Regions from separate parts of the Mus musculus genome. Here region 2 is linked to region 1. A link is a loop called in an ENCODE intact Hi-C map of the cell type or tissue named here. Cell type or tissue: left cerebral cortex. All regions are shown on one strand. Each heading gives the region's core, and the rest is flanking DNA. Links, peaks and the distances in the headings are about the cores only. Region 1 overlaps Clec2g (C-type lectin domain family 2, member g). Region 2 holds the start of BC035044 (cDNA sequence BC035044).

The links. Hi-C counts contacts between places; a loop is a spot of excess contacts. Peaks named below come from ENCODE experiments on the same cell type or tissue, not always from the same donor. Only the 100,000 strongest peaks of a DNase experiment are listed, where the experiment ranks them.
Region 2: it touches region 1 in a loop (2.8-fold over the local background); 18 of 42 quality-filtered maps call a loop at or near these places.

Annotation. Positions count from the first base shown.
Region 1 is chr6:128,979,959-128,988,676 of GRCm38, forward strand. It overlaps Clec2g (C-type lectin domain family 2, member g), which reads left to right. Exons shown (of 7, transcript NM_027562.4): 4 at 226-351; 5 at 1,247-1,425; 6 at 1,904-2,010; 7 at 2,988-4,749. The coding sequence ends at 3,129. Among named protein-coding and RNA genes, the nearest start is that of BC064078, 8.6 kb to the right of the region's middle. In left cerebral cortex, for the core only: no CTCF peak of the experiment used is centred there; no DNase peak of the experiment used is centred there.
Region 2 is chr6:128,887,930-128,896,647 of GRCm38, forward strand. It overlaps BC035044 (cDNA sequence BC035044), which reads right to left and starts at 3,195. Exons shown (of 3, transcript NM_001254946.1): 1 at 2,888-3,195. The coding sequence starts at 3,038. Clec2i (C-type lectin domain family 2, member i) reads left to right here. Exons shown (of 6, transcript NM_020257.2): 2 at 4,899-4,969; 3 at 5,687-5,812; 4 at 6,740-6,918; 5 at 7,398-7,504; 6 at 8,483-8,718. The coding sequence ends at 8,621. In left cerebral cortex, for the core only: no CTCF peak of the experiment used is centred there; a DNase peak (open chromatin) is centred at 3,378.

The DNA.
Region 1 (8,718 bases), core at 207-8,206:
TTCACCCTGAGTTCAGTGACCAGAAGGCTCCCTGGCAGAAGTTCTGTTTCCATCCTCTCTATACTTCTTTCTACCATGGACATCCTTTGTGGACCAGGGCCTTCTCTAAAAGGGTTGGCAGAAGCCTTTCAGGAACTGATAGGCAATTGTCAAGTGGGTTTTGTGGTTATTTTATTTTATTTAAGAAATTCTTGAAATTCGCATTCTTATATTCATATTTTACAGATAAAATTCTCCAAAGAAATAGTCTCAGAGCCATCTCCCCTGAGTCTTCTGCTAAGCTTTACTGCTGCTGTGGAGTGATCATGGTCCTCACTGTAGCTGTAGTTGCTCTTTCTGTTGCTTTGCCAGGTAAGTGACATACCCTCCAAATTCTGTAACACTCTGTCCATATTCACATTGCCAGTTATGCTTTCTAAGCACTGTGAGCCAGGCACTGTGGCAAGGGCTCTAGAGGAAACACACTGGAAGGTCCTGTTCTCTGAGAATTTAGGTTCCAACAGGAAGATGCAGTGAAGGAACACAGAGGCTTTGATGGGCACATCCCTGGGAAGATGACATCCAGCAAGCTCTAGACAGAGATGCAGGGGAAGTAGGTCCCCTTGGGAGAACTATTCAAGGCAGAGAATAACAAGAGGGAATCTCCAAGTAGGAACTTCAAAGGTGAGGCCAGGAAGGTACAGTGCCTTTGACCATGAGCCATGAGTTTAGATACCAGGCTCAACTCTATTTTGAAAGTATTAAATGGAAAGTTCCTGAAGTAAGAAATTTATAGGATTTTAGTACCACAATATTCAGAATAGTGCAATAAAATCTTGCACTGTCCTCTTAAGTATTTGAAGTCATCCTTTAGTGCAAGGTGTCTGCACCGTATATACGACCTACCCAAAAATTCTCATAGCAATCTCAATTATCAGGCTGGGTGTCAGTAGGTGTCCCTACAGAGTGCTTGCTGCTGTAGCAATCCCCACTGTAGTCAATGGTCATCCAAAGCTCAGAAAGTGATGCTGTTATAGAAGTGCACTTCCTGGGAGCCCTACTGACAGTGAGCATATGAGAGAGAATGGGACACAGGCCCACGGTGGGAGGCCTTTTAGTTAAAGGCACATCTCACTCAGGAGAGGATTCCTACAGATCAGTTAGGAAAGCTACCATCAGATTCACACCTCACAGCTGAGCTCAGGAGGGTGTGCCAAAACGAGAGAAGGCCTGCTTGCCATGATCCATTGTATTCTCTACATTTTAGCAACAAAGACAGAACAGATCCTAATCAACAAGACCTATGCTGCTTGCCCGAAAAACTGGATTGGAGTTGGAAATAAATGTTTTTATTTTTCTGAATACACAAGTAACTGGACATTCGCCCAGACCTTCTGCATGGCACAAGAGGCCCAACTAGCTCGGTTTGACAACGAGAAGGAGCTGGTAAGCAATGGGCAGGGATTGGTTTGTCTGTCTGTTCTGTTGAATATTATATTGCCTTGAGATAGAGAGTTACAGATGAGGCCTGAGGAAGGATCCCACCCAAGTACATGGAGACATAGGGAATGTGAGTGTGCGCCATTTGCTGATACTTGACTTCTGACTGGAGCCCTGAGATAGTCAAGAAACATTCTCTCATGAAGTTCTCATAGTCAGCTGGAAGGTCAAATATGCCATTTTACTGGGATACCTGGTGACCATGAGTGTTTTCCCATATGCTGGCATATGTTGGGTACAGAAGGAGACAACTGATAATAACTGCAGTGGAAGGTTAACCCAGAACTGTCCAGACCACAGAGGAATGTGACCCTCAGTTACATCCTCCTGTTATCTCTAGAGAAAGGTGTGGAGTGGAGAGACTCCAGGATCATCTGAAACAAATAGACACATGTATTCTTGACTTTTTTGTGTTTTATGACAGAATTTCCTAATGAGATACAAGGCAAATTTTGATTCCTGGATTGGACTGCACAGAGAGTCGTCAGAGCACCCTTGGAAGTGGACAGACAACACTGAGTATAACAACATGTATGTTTTCACGATGTTTTTCCTTCTATTATGTTCATGTGTTGTGATATGTGTGTGTCGTGGCTATGAGAGATGGAAGTCAATGTCATGTGAAGCCAACTGTACTGGGAAGAAAGAAAAAAAAAATGAACCCTTGCCTGGAGGTGTGGCACAGGGGTAGAGAGTGTGTATAAATGCAATATCCAATCCCCAGAAAGCTCTACACACCCACAAATTTAAATACTTCAGAGGTTTTCCTGTTTATTGACCGTCATTTTCAAAACCTTTGCATCATGTCATTTTACTCAAAATATTTACCATAATGATGGTGTCTGAGAGTAGCTATTGTTTGCTCTGGCTCCAACTTAAACATTTCTGTTGTTGATAAATGTCCTGTGAGGGATATAGACAGAGCCTTAGATGGGCAGTGGGGGCTCTGAAACCCCAGAAAGCCACTGCAGAATCTGCAAGCCTGAGATTCAGCTTTCCACTATTTGCATGTCTGCATCTGTTCAGGAAAGCAGAGACTCTAAGTATATTTGGAACCTCCTCTAAAGTCTCGTCATCACTGAGCACCCAAAACAGTCCTTGGGTTTGAGCTGTTTTACTGGGATGGTAAATCACAGACTCAGTCATATCCATCACTGAAGCCCTTAGAGCAATTTACTAAGTGGGCGTCCCCATATATAAAATGCCTAAAAACAGAATTGAAAATCACCCTTGGTGGGGTCACTCATGGCTGCAGTTCATTTGAACATGGCAGCGAGCACCAGCCCAATGCCTTGTACACACATTACAGGATTCACCATAGACAAATGACAAAGGAGTGGTGTTCAAATCCTGAGAATATGAGACAGTAGGTGTAAAACTAATGCAGGTGATTCCTCAGGGACTTTTTGATTCATATTACCAAAAATTAGTGGAGACTGGTGAGATTTCATTGCAGGAGCAAATGCAGTTCTGGGCTCTGTAGGCTTACTTTTTTGGTTTCTTTTCAGGATTCCCATCCAGGGAGTGGAAACATGTGCCTACCTGAGCGGCAATGGGATCAGCAGTTCCAGGCACTATATACCTCGGATATGGATCTGTAGCAAGCTTAACAACTATAGCCTCCACTGCCCAACTCCTGTTCCTGTCTAGCATTTACCAAGAGACTCTTCCTAGCCTGTTATCTATGGGTGCTACTTTTTCCCCTATGGTCCCACAGTGCTATCAAACGGGATTGAGAATATTTTTTAACGTCGCAAATGAAAACCATCAAGGCTGGAGAGATTGCTCCGTAGTTAAGAGACTGACTGCTCTTCTGCATGTCCCGAGTTCACATCTGAGCAACCACATGGTGTCTTACAAACATCTGTAATGACATCTTATGTCCTCTTCTGTGGTGTGTGAAAACAGCTACACTATACCTACATATGATAAATAAGTAAATCTTAAAAAAGAAAAAGAAAACCACCTTAGAGAGGTGCACACATGGAGGATTACAAGACCATAGATGAGTTTTAAATAGATGTCAGCACTCATACCTTAAGCCTAAAGTACAACTAATGTTAGGGAACCCCACTTTTATGATATTAAGGTTTTGTGCAGAGAATTCTTCTTTTGAATTTATGAGACCACAAAAATGAGTCCCCCAACATGGGTGTAACCTTTAATAATGAAAGCAGAATGGCTGGGATCCTGAGAAGCATCTGTAATCCCAGGTACCGAAGGGTTGACACAGGAGGGTCTCAGGTTCACCAGTGGGGACGGAAAGCACAAAAACACTTTAATAATGATAGGGAAGATGAGATGTCTGTTGCATCCCGTAATTTGAAGAAACATATTATACATGCTTTTCAAAAATTCAAACCAACATACAGAAGAATTTTTAAAAAGTGTGTAAAATTAAGATTTACTTTTTACTCTGCAATTTAAAAAGATGAGGGACATTGGCGAAATGTTTCTCCACTTTAATTTTAATATTCCTATTTCCAATTATACTGTTCTAAGTATAATTATACTTACTTACTTTTCCTGTTCTAAGTGTACTGCATTTTATAATCAAATACCATTTTAATTTCACTATTTTATTCCAGGAGCCTTCTGGCCCAGGCCAGTGTAATGGTGGAGTCTATATAGAATCACTACAAGATAGTTCATCTTTGTGGATCTGCAGAGATCTGCTTCAAAGGGGGAGTGTTTCTACTCAGCAATTGTTATATATGTTTAACAATAACAGTAAAAGCACATTAATAGCAGGAATCTCTCCTAAAACGAGTCACTCATAGCCTTGCTTAATGAGGGCTCACCTGTCACAGATTATATAATAATCTGAGGCAGGCCACTTCAGGATGATCACCTGCTAGTTATTAGCTTGTCTCATTATGGGTCCTGACCATTTTTTTGGATTTATTTCACATCAAATGTGAGTTAAACTCCTTAGGCATTTAATACTTAATTTTACACTAGCATGTGCATTACTGAGCCTTTAAAAAAATATTGAAAATCTTATAGATTGAGCTACCATGTACTGATGAGTCCCAAAAGAGAAAAAATCATAGGCTAAACGCAGCTCTTGGTCTCTTCATCCTTTCTTCTCCTTCTTGGTCTTTTTAAAGACTATATCAACTTGATATGCCAAGGGGGAGTTGATATCCATGGGAGGCCTCCAGGTCTTTAAGGAGAAAGGGATGGAGAAATGGAGGAAGGGAAGGGGAGAGGGACATAGGGGGAGGGAGGAGGGAAGGGAAATTAAAAAAAAAATAAAACCTAAACACTACATTTGTACGGACTTCATTTATGCTTATTGCTTGTATGTTCATATGTATTTGCCCCACCTGTGCTGGGCAGACAATGCAGAGACAGCTCAGACAGAGATCAGACAGGACCAGAAGGAATCAGCTCCCTGCTTACTGTGAGTGGTGATGTGGATGCTGGAAATGGAGCAAGAACAAGTGCTCCTAACTGCTGAGCCATCTTTCCAGCCTTTTTGTGTTCCTTTTATTGGCACTGCTGATCAAGCTCTGCAAAAGTAGCACGTATCCCTGCAGTTTTTGTAATTTTCTTATAAGTTCTTGCCTAAATCTGTGACCCTCCTTAAGTAGCTGGGGTCACAGGTGTGTTTCACCACACCAGCCATTCTACTTCTCAATACTAAAGACCAAGAACATTTTAAAAATGCGTTGATGCTTTGCCTGCATGTGTGTCTGTGTAAGGGTGCCACATCCTCTGAAACTGGAGTTACAGGCAGATGTGGCTCCCATATGGGTGCTGGGAATTGAATCAGGTCCAATGCTTCTAATCACACATACATTTTGAGTAACGCATTGTCTTTATTTTAAAGCCAGGTTTAATTATTTATTAGATGAATGCAAGCACATTTCACTCTGAAAATGACTTTCTTAGCCCCCCCCATTTAGTCCTAATAATACTATTTTTTTGCAATCCATTTTACTTCCTACATCCTAAGAGATAGGTAGACTATGGTCCCAGGGATGGTTCAGAGAAATAAATGTTAAACATTAAGAAAATGCTAATTTCAAGAGAGTTAAAAGTTATCATTAATATTTCCATGATGTTTGTAGAACATGATTTTAATTTTTTCAACCATTGATACTCACCAAACAGAATAGTTATTTTAAGATGTATTTTCTTGTTATGTCTCCCTTTTCATTTCTGATTTTATTAATTTGGTTACTGACTCTGTGCTCTCAGTTTAGTCTGTCTAAAGGTTTATGTATCTTGTTGATTTTCTCAAAGAACCAGCTCCTAGTTTTGTTGAGTCTTTGTATACATCTTTTTGTTTCTATTTGGCTTGATTCTTTACTACCTTCTACTCCTCTTGGGTGCATTTGTTTCTTTTTGTTCTAGAGCTTTCAGGCGTGCTATCAAGCTGCTAGTGTAAGCCTTCTTCAGTTTCTTTTTAGAGGCACTTAGAGCTATGAGTGTTTCTCCTACCAGTGCTTTCATTGTGTCTTAAAAGTTTTTGTATGATGTGTCTCCATTTTCATTAACTTCTAAAAAGTCTTTAATTTTTTTTTTTATTTCTTCCTTGACCAAGTTATCATTAAGTAGAGCATTGTTCAGCTTCCATATGTATGTGTGCTTTTCGTTGTTTTTGTTGGTATTTAAGACTGGGCTTAGCCTATGGTGATCTGATAGGTTGCATGGGATTATTTCAGACTTCTTGTATCTGTTGAGGCCTGTTTTGTGAACACTTATATGGTCAATTTTGGAGAAGGTATCATGAGGTGCTGAGATGAAAGTATATTCTTTGGCTTTTGGATGAAGTGTTAGATCCATTTGGTTTATAACATGTTAATTTCACTGTGTCTCTGCTTTGTTTCTGTTTCCATGATCTGTCCATTGCTGAGAGTGGGGTATTGAAGTCTCCCACTATTATTGTGGAGGGTGCTATGTGTGCTTTGAACTTCAGTAAAGTTTATTTTATGAATGTGGGTGCCCTTGCATTTGGAGCATAGATGTTCAGAATTGAGAGTTCATCTTGGTAGATTTTTCCTTTGACCAGTATGGTGTCCCTCCTTATCTTTTTTGATAACTTCTAGTTGAAAGTAGATTTTATTCAATATTAGAATGGCTGCTGAATCTTGTTTCTTGGGTCCATTTGCTTGGAAAATTGTTTTGCAACCTTTTACTCTGAATTATTGTCTGTCTTTGTCACTGAGATGTATTGCCTGTATGCAGCAAAATGCTGAGTCCTGTTTACATATCCAGTCTGTTGACAAAAGAAGCTAAAGGATGCAAAAATAAAATATAGGGACATTTACAGATGCCCACTTGAGAGAATTTCATAGTTTCACAAGCGTGCCTTGAAGCTGTCATGTGAGTTCATAGAAGAGCAGGTATGTATGATACTGGTCAGATTAAAAGCCTTCCAGGCCTTTGTTTTAAGCTGTCAGGCTTTTGTCTTAGGTCAAGAGGGCATAGGAGTTTTGCCTGCATGTATGTCTGAGAACCACATAAGTGAAGCAGAGGCCAGAAGAAGGTGTCTGAGCCTCCAGAATGAGAGTTATATAGATGGTGTGAGCAGCATGCGCACTGAGAAATTCACCCTGCTCTTCTGCAAAATCAGCAAGTGCTCTTAATCAATGAGCCATCGCTCCAGCCATTTACTCAAAGTCCAAATGTGGAATCACTGTTTTGCTGCTGGATGCTGCTGTATATTGCCTTTATGCATTCTGCTACAGGAACAGAACACAACATTCATAGTCATAAACACATTACTCTTTCCAAAATGCACTGTGTTTACTCATTTTTCATCTGTTGCACTTAGTTCTCTATTACACTGTCACACACTGACATTTCTTGCATTATTTTTTTAAGGTAGTATATATATATTTTATTTTTTTATTATATATTTTCTTCATTTACATTTCAAATGCTATCCTGAAAGTCTCCTACACAGTCCCCCCACCCTGCTCCCCTACCCACTCAGTCCCACCTCTTGGCACTGGTGTTCCCCTGTACTGGGGCATATAAAGTTTGCAAGACCAAGGGGCCTCTCTTACCAATGATGGCCGACTGTGCCATCTTCTGCTACATATGCAGCTAGAGACACGAGCTCTGGGGGTACTGGTTAGTTCATATTGTTGTTCCACCCATAGGGATACAGAACCCTTCAGTACCTCCATTGGGGGCCCTTTGTTCCATCTAATAGATGACTGTAAGCATCCACTTCTGTATTTGCCAGGCACTGGCATAGCCTCATATGAGACAGCTATATTAGGGTCCTTTCAGCAAAATCTTGCAGGGGTATGCAATAGTGTTTGGTGGCTGATTATGGAATGGATTCCATGGTGGGGCAGTCTCTGGATGGTCCATCCTTTTGACTCAGATCCAAACATTTTCTCTGTAACTCCTTCCATGGGTATTTTGTTCCCCAGTTTAAGAAGGAATGAAGAATCAATGTGTTTGTCTTCCTTCTTCTTGATTTTCTTGTGCTTTGCAAACTGTATTTTGGGTATTCTAAGTTTCTGGGCTAATATCCACTTATCAGTGAGTACATATCAAGTGACTTCTTTTGTGATTGGTTTACCTCATGCAGGATGTTATCCTCCAGATACATCCATTTGCTAAGAATTTCATAAATTCATTGTTTTTAATAGCTGAGTAGTACACCATTGTGTAAATGTACCACATGTTTTGTATCCATTCTTCTGTTGAGGGACATCTGGGTTCTTTCCAGCTTCTGGCTATTATAAATAAGGCTGCTATGAACATAATAGAGCATGTGTTCTTATTACCAGTTGGAACTTCTTCTGGGTATATGCCCAGGAGAGGTATTGCTGGATCTTCCAGTAGTATTATGTCCAATTTTCTGAGGAACCTCCAGACTGACTTCCAGAGTGGTTGTACAAGCTTGCAATCACTCCAGCAATGGAGGAGTGTTCCTCTTTCTCCACATCCTCTCCAGCATCTTCTGTCACCTAAATTTTTGATCTTAGCAATTCTGAGTGGTGTGAGGTGGAATCTGAGGGTTGTTTTGATTTACATTTTCCTGATGATTAAGGATGTTGAACATTTTTTCACGTGCTTCTCCGCCATTCGGTATTCCTCAGTTGAGTATTCTTTGTTTAGCTCTGTACTCCATTTTTAATGGCGTTATTTGAATTTCTGGAGTCCAGCTTCTTGAGCTCTTTGTATATATTGGATATTAGTCCCCTATCAGATTTAGGATTGGTAAACATCCCAGTCTGTTGGTGGCCTTTTTGTCTTATTGACAGTATC
Region 2 (8,718 bases), core at 304-8,303, 92 kb before region 1:
GGATTGACTGGAGGACCTTGGGGGTGCTCTGGCCCACCCTGCCACCCAGCCCACACCTTAAGTGCCCCTCCTCCACACCTACCTACAACTTTCTTTTCAGGCTCCCACAGCACTCCCCCTTCCCCAAACCTCCAAGCTTTTGGAATTTCTCTCTTCCCAAGGACACGGGTATCAGGTAATACTCTTTCTGGCCTTAAATGACTCTTGTGGCATCAGGGAAGGATCAGTTTTTTTCCAGTAGGGTGGGGGTGGGAGATTTATCCCATCTACAAATCCATCTACAGTTTTAGTTCACTGGGTGCTGGGAATGAACCAAGTCCTCTCTCTGCAAGAGCAGCAAGCTCCCTTCCCTGTTGAGCCATGACTTTACCCCCACTTTAATACTTTTGTTTAGGAATAAAATATCAAATTTCTTGAAAAGCAGAGTTCACAATTGTTGTTAGATCAATGGCCTAGTGGCAGCCTGAGGATACCAGGCAAGCTCCTTCAGAGTGGACAGCCTAGCTGCTAAGATGATTGGAAATACTGTTCTGGGAGGTGGGGGACAGGTCGAGGAAGAGGGAGACCTAACCATGCCTCCCTTCAACCCTAGGGCCCTACTCCATGCCATCCTGTGCACACCTAAAGTACCCTCCTCCACGGCTATCCTGGTCCCTTAAACAGACCCTTAACCAGAGTGTAAAACAGGGTCTTCTTGAGGCAGAGTAGCAGGTATGATTGGCCTGCTGCCTTTGACTGTGAGCTATAGCCAGGTTCCACCAAGTCCCATACTCCTCACAGTAAGCCATAGCACCTGTTGTGTTGGGAAAACTTAGAAAAGTAAAGATTTCCTTTGTTCTTCAGACTTTTCTATGGGTTAAAAATGGCAGCCAGGTCCTCACAGCACAGGCCAAGGGACATAAAGCAACTGAATTTGGTGAAAGTTACTGTATCTGCTGTCTCACAGTGGTCTCTCTAGAAGCCACCGCAGCTTCTCTAATGTTTTCACCTCCTCTGACTCATACCCAAAGAGAAAGGTCGTGAGTAATACTACTGTTTCTCAGATAAGCCATGTGCTTCTGAGGGCTAGTAGTCTAGATGAACACCAGAGGGCCTTAAGAGAGTCCATGACTGAGCAATAAAATGGTGAGGTTCTAAAATGGCGACTTTTTTCATCACCTTCCGGACCTGAGAACAAATCTTGGCTACTTAAAACAAGTCTGTGCAGCCTTTCTCCTCTCATTGGTGCCCCTGCCAGTGAGCAAATCCAAACAGTTCAAGGCCAGAGCAGGATGTGGTTTTTGATTGACACAGTAAGATGAACGAACTTGCTCTTTGTTTCATTATGGTGAATATATTCAAAACCCCTTGGGCTAGCTTTAGAATTACGGTACGTTATTGTGAGCAGTATTCATCCTACTGTGCCTTTGAACACCAGATCTGATATCACTTTAAAGAAATTATTATCTGTTCTGTCTCTACTCCCCACAGCCCCTGGTAAGAGATATTTTTACTTGCTTGTGTGTTTACAATAGCCAGCACATGGAACACACTAGTAGGCTTCTCTGATGACTTAATAAGCCAACTCGAGCTGAATTAAAAGTAGAAAAGCATATTTATTTCAGAACAGTTCCAGGGCAAGGTCACCAGTCTCAGGGCACAAGGTGGAAGTCCTGCCCAGGCTATGGCAGGGAAGGTGTTTTTATAGATTGTTGGTGAAGGAAAATGACCTGTCTGCCACAAGCTGGGCTTGAGTCCCAGCGTGGTCACCTAGGCTGGGGACAAGGTTGCTACAGCTACCATGAATGTGGAACTGGGCTTTGGGTGCCAGGGCTGGGGTGGTGGGAGGTGTGGGGTATGGGCCAAGTCGGAGGCTCCAACCAAACAGACATCAGCATCTATCAGTGGATGAGTGTGGAAAACCTGTGATACATACTCCCATATATACTGGAATACTATGTACTAGTAAGATAGGATGTCTTTTGTGACAACATGGCTGGACCTGGGTGACATGCTGAGACAAATTAGTCAGGCACTGAAAGGCCAACATTGTTCATCAGTTGTAGAGGGGTTTGTTAGCTAAAAGCAGACAGGAGTTTACACTCTTTTCTTCGATTTGGAAAGATTTTTGAAATCACAGTGCAGAACCTGAAATCACAATGAAACCAAACCACTCCTTTACAATCTGAAGGGGTTTAGAAATCTCCCAAGACTTCCTTTCTATAGGGAGTGTGAGGAGGGCTGAGGAGGGCTCCCAGCAGCACATGGCTGAGAGGTGCTGGGGCTGGAAATGAGCACAGGCGAATTTATTATGCTATCATTTTATATTCTGTAGAACTAGAAAGAATTAAGGCTGGGAGTTCTGTGTGGATCCAAAATGCAAAAGCTCAGTGCTTAAAGCCTTCTTTCTAATCCTAAGGCTCCTTTCCCTCCTTGTTAATGTAATAGAAGCTTTCTGGTATTTTAGGTGTGCGAAAATGCACAAAATGCAAGGATTAAAGTCAGTGAAAACTCTGTAAAAACTATAATTAGCACTCAATAAAATTAATTCATTTGGTATACATTTCTGTGAATTTTGAAAACATATAATCAGGTGTTCTTCATTAAGATACATAGGGGCTGGAGACTTGGCTCAACCACTGAGAGCATTTATTGCTCTTGCTAAGGACTGAGGTTTCACTCCCAGCACACATATGGTGGCTCAACACCCACCCCTAATTCCAATTCCAGGGATCCAATATATTTTCTAAATTCCTCTAACAGTAATCATGCATGTAGTACACTACATACATACATACATACATTACATTCACACATTCTTACATTTAGCTGACAAAGCACTCTTAAATGTAAAATAAATAAGACTAAAACAGTCATTTTAAAAATATATACAGACCCCCTACCCTACCTGTTTCCCCGTTGTCTGCTGCAGACACTCTCACCACTCCTCCGCCACAGCCATGAGTAGTCACCTTTCCAGATGACTTAAAATGGGTCCATGAAGCAGAGAAGTCCCACAAGAGTTCTTTCAGCTTGTCACAGCAATGCCTTCTGCTCATCACTCACAGTGCAGTGCTAATCAGTAGTGTGTCAGAAACATGCACTGCTGGTGAGATGCTGAGGGATCATACCCATAGCATCGCCTACACAGAATCATGCTCTGAGTTCAGAAATTTTTAAGAATCTCACCAGCAAATACTATGCAAAGAGGTTGTGAAAAGCTGTCAGGAAACTTCTAGAGAAGTGATAGGAGGAAGTGAATAGTGGCAGTTGGGGGTCTCTTCACAAAGGAAACTGGGACTTCCTGTAGCTCTCTGACCTTTGCATGAGCTTACTTTCGGGTTAGTTTAGGGACACTTTGGGGAAGAAGCCCTTGGGACATTTGGCCTGTTAAAGTGGCATGAGATAAGGCAAGCACAGGCATGTGTTCCAAGTTGTTTCTTGTGTTGAGAGGTTTACCTTGTCATCAGCTTGGGGATATTTTAATGGTCACAAATGTGTCATTTTCACAGGGATCCTTAAAGCTGCTGCAAATATTCACATAAAGATGTCTTGCAACTTGAATTCCTTTCCAGCATGGGAATATGTGGGTAGGATGGGAGCATATCACATTTTACACTTACAAACAGCTTTGTAGAAGCTGTAAAATTTAGCCTTAAGAAGTTGTTAGTTCTACCTCAACATGGACATCCACATCAATGTATAACCATCCTGTTATGCAGACAGTGATTTTGCTCTTAAATCGAAGATGATTTTGCCCAAGACAAGTTCACAAACATTCCCTTACTTTTCTAAAAATCAAATGACTTTATGATATTAAGTTTTGTGCTTGGATCTCTATGTCTACAAATGGACTGTAGAAATTTATGCCTATTTATTTATTTATTTATTTTTTTAGGAGACAGATAGAAGGTTGTTTCAGTAGCACACACGGGAGTGATGCCATCTTTTCCCTGTCTAAAGACTGTTCATCTCTGTTAAGTGTCTCTTGACCACCCACATGTGTTTGACCTCATTGTGGAGTCCTGTTTTCTGCTGTGTTGTTTCAGTGTCTACTCTGATGCTAGCACCAGGCTTTCATTCCTGTTCCCATGAGAACATGAGACATCAGGTCAGGCCTTGTGATCTTTCTGATTTTGACCTCTTCATTCTCAGAATAATTTTTGACTATTAATTTTTGACTCTTTTTAATTTTCATATTACTTCTCATACAACTTGGTGCTATGATTTTTTTTTTTCTGAAGGCAACTACATCTCTGGAATATGTTACACATATATGTGTGTTCAGAAATTGTTGACATGAGCAATATGGAGTGTTCTAGTTCATTATGTGTTTAGCGCTGCCTTGATTTCTTTCTTTATTTCAAAAATGTAACATGTACGAGTGCTTCGCCTGCATAGATATCTATGGATTGTGTGCATTCCTAGTGCCCACCAAGGTTAGGAAAGTTCTCAGACTTCCTGAATATGGATTTACAGAGGCTTGTGAGCTCTTATATTGGTTCTAGATTTAACCCAGGTCCTCTGAAAGATCAACAAATGTTCGAAACCACTGAGCCAACTTTCCTTTTTATTTCTTTATATATTTACATGTAGTTTTTGTTATGCTGACTATGAACATCCTATTTTTAGATTTGTAATTTTATGTTTTTTTGGCATTACTGTCTAAGATATTAATTTCCACTTGACAGGACAATACAACTGATTTTACCATGCTGTCACCCTGTCCTGCAGTTTTATAAACTCATTTTTTTTTTTTTTTTTTACATCCAACGGTCTTTTGTAGATTTGTTTGGATTTTTATGTAGATAGAACCCTGTCATCTGTGAAAAGAAACACTTTCACCTGTTTCTGAGAAGCATAAACCTCCTTTCGTTCTTTAAGAGACTCATTTTATGTATGTGGCTGTTTGCCTGCAGGTTTGTACATAACATGAATGCCCAGTGTGTACAGAAGCCAGAAGAGGGCAATGGACCCCTTGGAACTGGAGGTGTGCAATGTTGTAAGCTACCTTCAATTCAAGTCCTCTGGAAGAGCTGAAAGAGATCTTAACAGCTGAGCCATTCTCCAGACACCTGACCCTATTTCTTTGTCCTGGCGAGCACCTCCTGGGAAAAGTCTACCTGGAGTAATGAGCAGACATCTGACTCTTGCTCCTGATTGCTGGGAACACATTCATAATGGCACCATTGAGAGTGCAGCTGACTGAAGTTGGACTTACTGCTTTGTTTTTAATGGATGAATTTTGTAGGGTTGAAGAAGTTCCTTTCACTTCCATTTTCCACATATTTTTGTTGTTTATTGAGATATTTCTAATTTTTCCTCTTTTCTTATTTTGTAATACATCTAATTACATCAATTTATTTTCTAGTGTTTCTACAACTCCTTCTAGCCAGGGCGCTTTTTATGGAGCCAAAACCAGATTTTTGTTGTTTGCATGTCACTGGGATCTCCACTCCGTCCATTTTTGCTCTTCCATTATTCACCCTGAGTTCAGTGATCAGAAGTCTCCCTGGCAGAAGTTCTGTTTCCATCCTCTCTAGACTTCTTTCTACCATGGACATCCTTTGTGGACCAGGGCCTTCTCTAAAAGGGTTGGCAGAAGCCTTTCAGGAACTGATAGGCAATTGTAAAGCTTTGTGGTGAATTTATTTTATTTTCCTTAAGAAATTCTTAAAAATTATCATTCTTATATTCATATTTTCAGGTAAAATTGTCCAAGGAAAATGTTTCAGAATCATCTCCACTGTGTCTCCTGTTAAACTTTACTGCTGCTATGGAGTGATCATGGTCCTCACTGTAGCTGTAATTGCTCTTTCTGTTGCTTTGTCAAGTAAGTGACTTATTTTCCAAATTATGTGACACTTCGTCCACATTCACATGGTCAGTTATACTTACTGACCACTGTGACCCAGGCATTGTGGGAAGGGCTCTGGAGAAATCACACTGGAAATTCCTGTTCTCTGGGAACTTAGGTTCTAGCTGGAAGTTGCAGTGAAGGAACACACAGTCTGTGGTGTACACAGGAGTCTTGGCTTGGCATCTGTGAGAAGATGACTTTCAGTAAGCTCTCAACTGAGATGTCAGGGACATAAATCTCCTTGGGGAACTGTTCAAGGCAGAGAATAAAGAGAGGAAATTTCAAAGTAGGAACCTCAAAGGTGAGGACAGGGAAGAGTAATATGGCCAGGAAGATACAGTGCCTCCCACCATAACCTAGTTGAGTTACCAGGCTTAACTGAATTTTCAAAGTATTAAATGGAAAGTTTCTGAAGTAAGAAATTTATAGGATTTTAGTACCACAATATCAGAATAGTGCAATACAATCTTGCACTGTCCTCTTAAGTATTTGAAGTCATCCTTTAGTGCAACATGTCTGCACCGTATATACTGCTTACCCAAAAGTTCTCACAGCAATCTCAGTTATCAGGCTGGGTGTCAGTAGGTGTCCCTACAGAGTGCTTGCTGCTGTAGCAATTCCCACTGTAGTAAACGGTCATCCAAAGCTCAGAAAGTAATGCTGTTATAGAAGTGCACTCCCTGGGAGCCCTACTGACAGTGAGCACCTGAGAGAGAATGGGACACAGGCCCAAGGTGGGAGGATTTTAGTTAAAAGCACATCTCGCTCAGGAGAGGAATCCTACAGATCAGTTAGGAAAGCTACCATCAGAGTCAGACCTCACAGCTGAGCTCAGGAGGGTGTGCCAAAAAGAGAGAGAAAGTATGTTTGTCATGATTCATTGTATTTTCTACATTTTAGCAAAAAAGACAGAACAGATCATAATCAACAAGACCTATGCTGCTTGCTCAAAAAACTGGACTGGAGTTGGAAATAAATGTTTTTATTTTTCTGGATACCCACGTAACTGGACATTTGCCCAGGCCTTCTGCATGGCACAAGAGGCCCAACTAGCTCGGTTTGACAACGAGGAGGAGCTGGTAAGCAAGGGACAGGGATTGGTTTGTCTGTCTGTTCTGTTGAACATTACATTGCCTTGCAATAGAGAGTTACAGATGAGGCCTGCGGAAGGATCCCATCCCAAGCACATGGAGACATAGGGAACGTGAGTGTGCACCATTTGCTGATGCTTGACTTCTGACTGGAGCCCTGACACAGTCAAGAAACATTCTCTCATGAAGTGCTCATAGTCAGCTGGAAGGTCAAATATGCCATTTTACTGGGATACCTGGTGGCCATGAGTGTTTTCCCATATGCTGGCATATGTTGGGTACAGAAGGACACAACTGATAATAACTGCAGTGGGAGGTTAACACAGAACTTTTCAGGCCACAGAGGAATGTGACCCTCAGTTACATCCTCCTGTTATCTCTAGAGAAAGTTGTGGAGTGGAGAGACTCCAGGATCATCTGAAACAAAGAGACATATATGTTTTTGATTTTTTTGTGTTTTATGACAGATTTTCCTAAAGAGATTCAAGGGGGATTTTGATTGCTGGATTGGCCTGCACAGAGAGTCGTCAGAGCACCCTTGGAAGTGGACAAACAACACTGAGTATAACAACATGTATATTTTCACAATGTTTTTCCTTCTATTATGTTCCTGTGTTGTGATATATGTGTGTCGTGGCTATGAGAGATGAAAGTCAATGTCATGTCAAGCCAACTGAAAAAGGAAGGAAGAAAAAAAAATGAACCCTTGTGCTGGAGGTGTGGCTCAGGGGCAGAGAGTATGTATAAATGCAACAGCCAATCCCCAGAAAGCTCTACAAACTCACAAATTTAAATACTTCAGAGGTTTTCCTGTTTATTGACCGTCATTTTCAAAACCTTTGCATCATGTCATTTTACTCAAAATATTTACCATAACGATGGTGTCTGGGAGTAGCTATTGTTTGCTCTGGCTCCAACTTAAACATTTCTGTTGTTGATAAATGCCCTGTGAGGGATATAGACAGAGCCTCAGATGGCCAGTGGGGGCTCTGAGACCCTAGAAAGCCACTGCAGTATCTGCAAGCCTGAGATTCAGCTTTCCACTATTTGCATGGCTGCACCTGTTCAGGAAAGCAGAGACTCTAAGTACATTTGGAACCTCCTCTAAAGTCTTGTTATCATTGAGCACCCAAAGCAGTCCTTGGGTTTGAGCTGTTTTCCTGGGATGGTAAATCACAGACTCAGTCACATCCATCACTGAAGCCCTTAGAGCAATTTACTAAGTGGGCGTCCCCATATATAAAATGCCTAAAAACAGAATTGAAAATCACCCTTAGTCGTGTCACTCATGGCTGCGGTTCATTTGAACATGGCAGCAAGCACCAGCCCAATGCCTTGTACACACATTACAGGATTCACCATGGACAAATGACAAAGGAGTGGTGTTCAAATCCTGAGAATGTGAGACAGTAGGTATAAAACTAATGCAGATGACTCCTCAGGGACTTTTTGATTCATATTACCAAAAATCAGTGGAGACTGGCGAGATTTCATTGCAGGAGCAAATGCAGTTCTGGGCTCTGTAGGCTTACTGTTTTTCGTTTCTTTTCAGGAATCCCATCCTAGGAGTGGGAAGATATGCCTACCTGAGCAGCGATAGGATCAGCAGTTCGAGGAGCTATATAAATCGGATGTGGATCTGTAGCAAGCTCAACAACTATAACCTCCATTGCCAAACTCCTCCTGTCTAGCACTTACCAAGAGACTCTTCTTAGCCTGTTATCTATGGGTGCTACTTTTTCCCCTATGGTCCCACAGTGCTATCAAATGGGATTGAGAATATTTTTT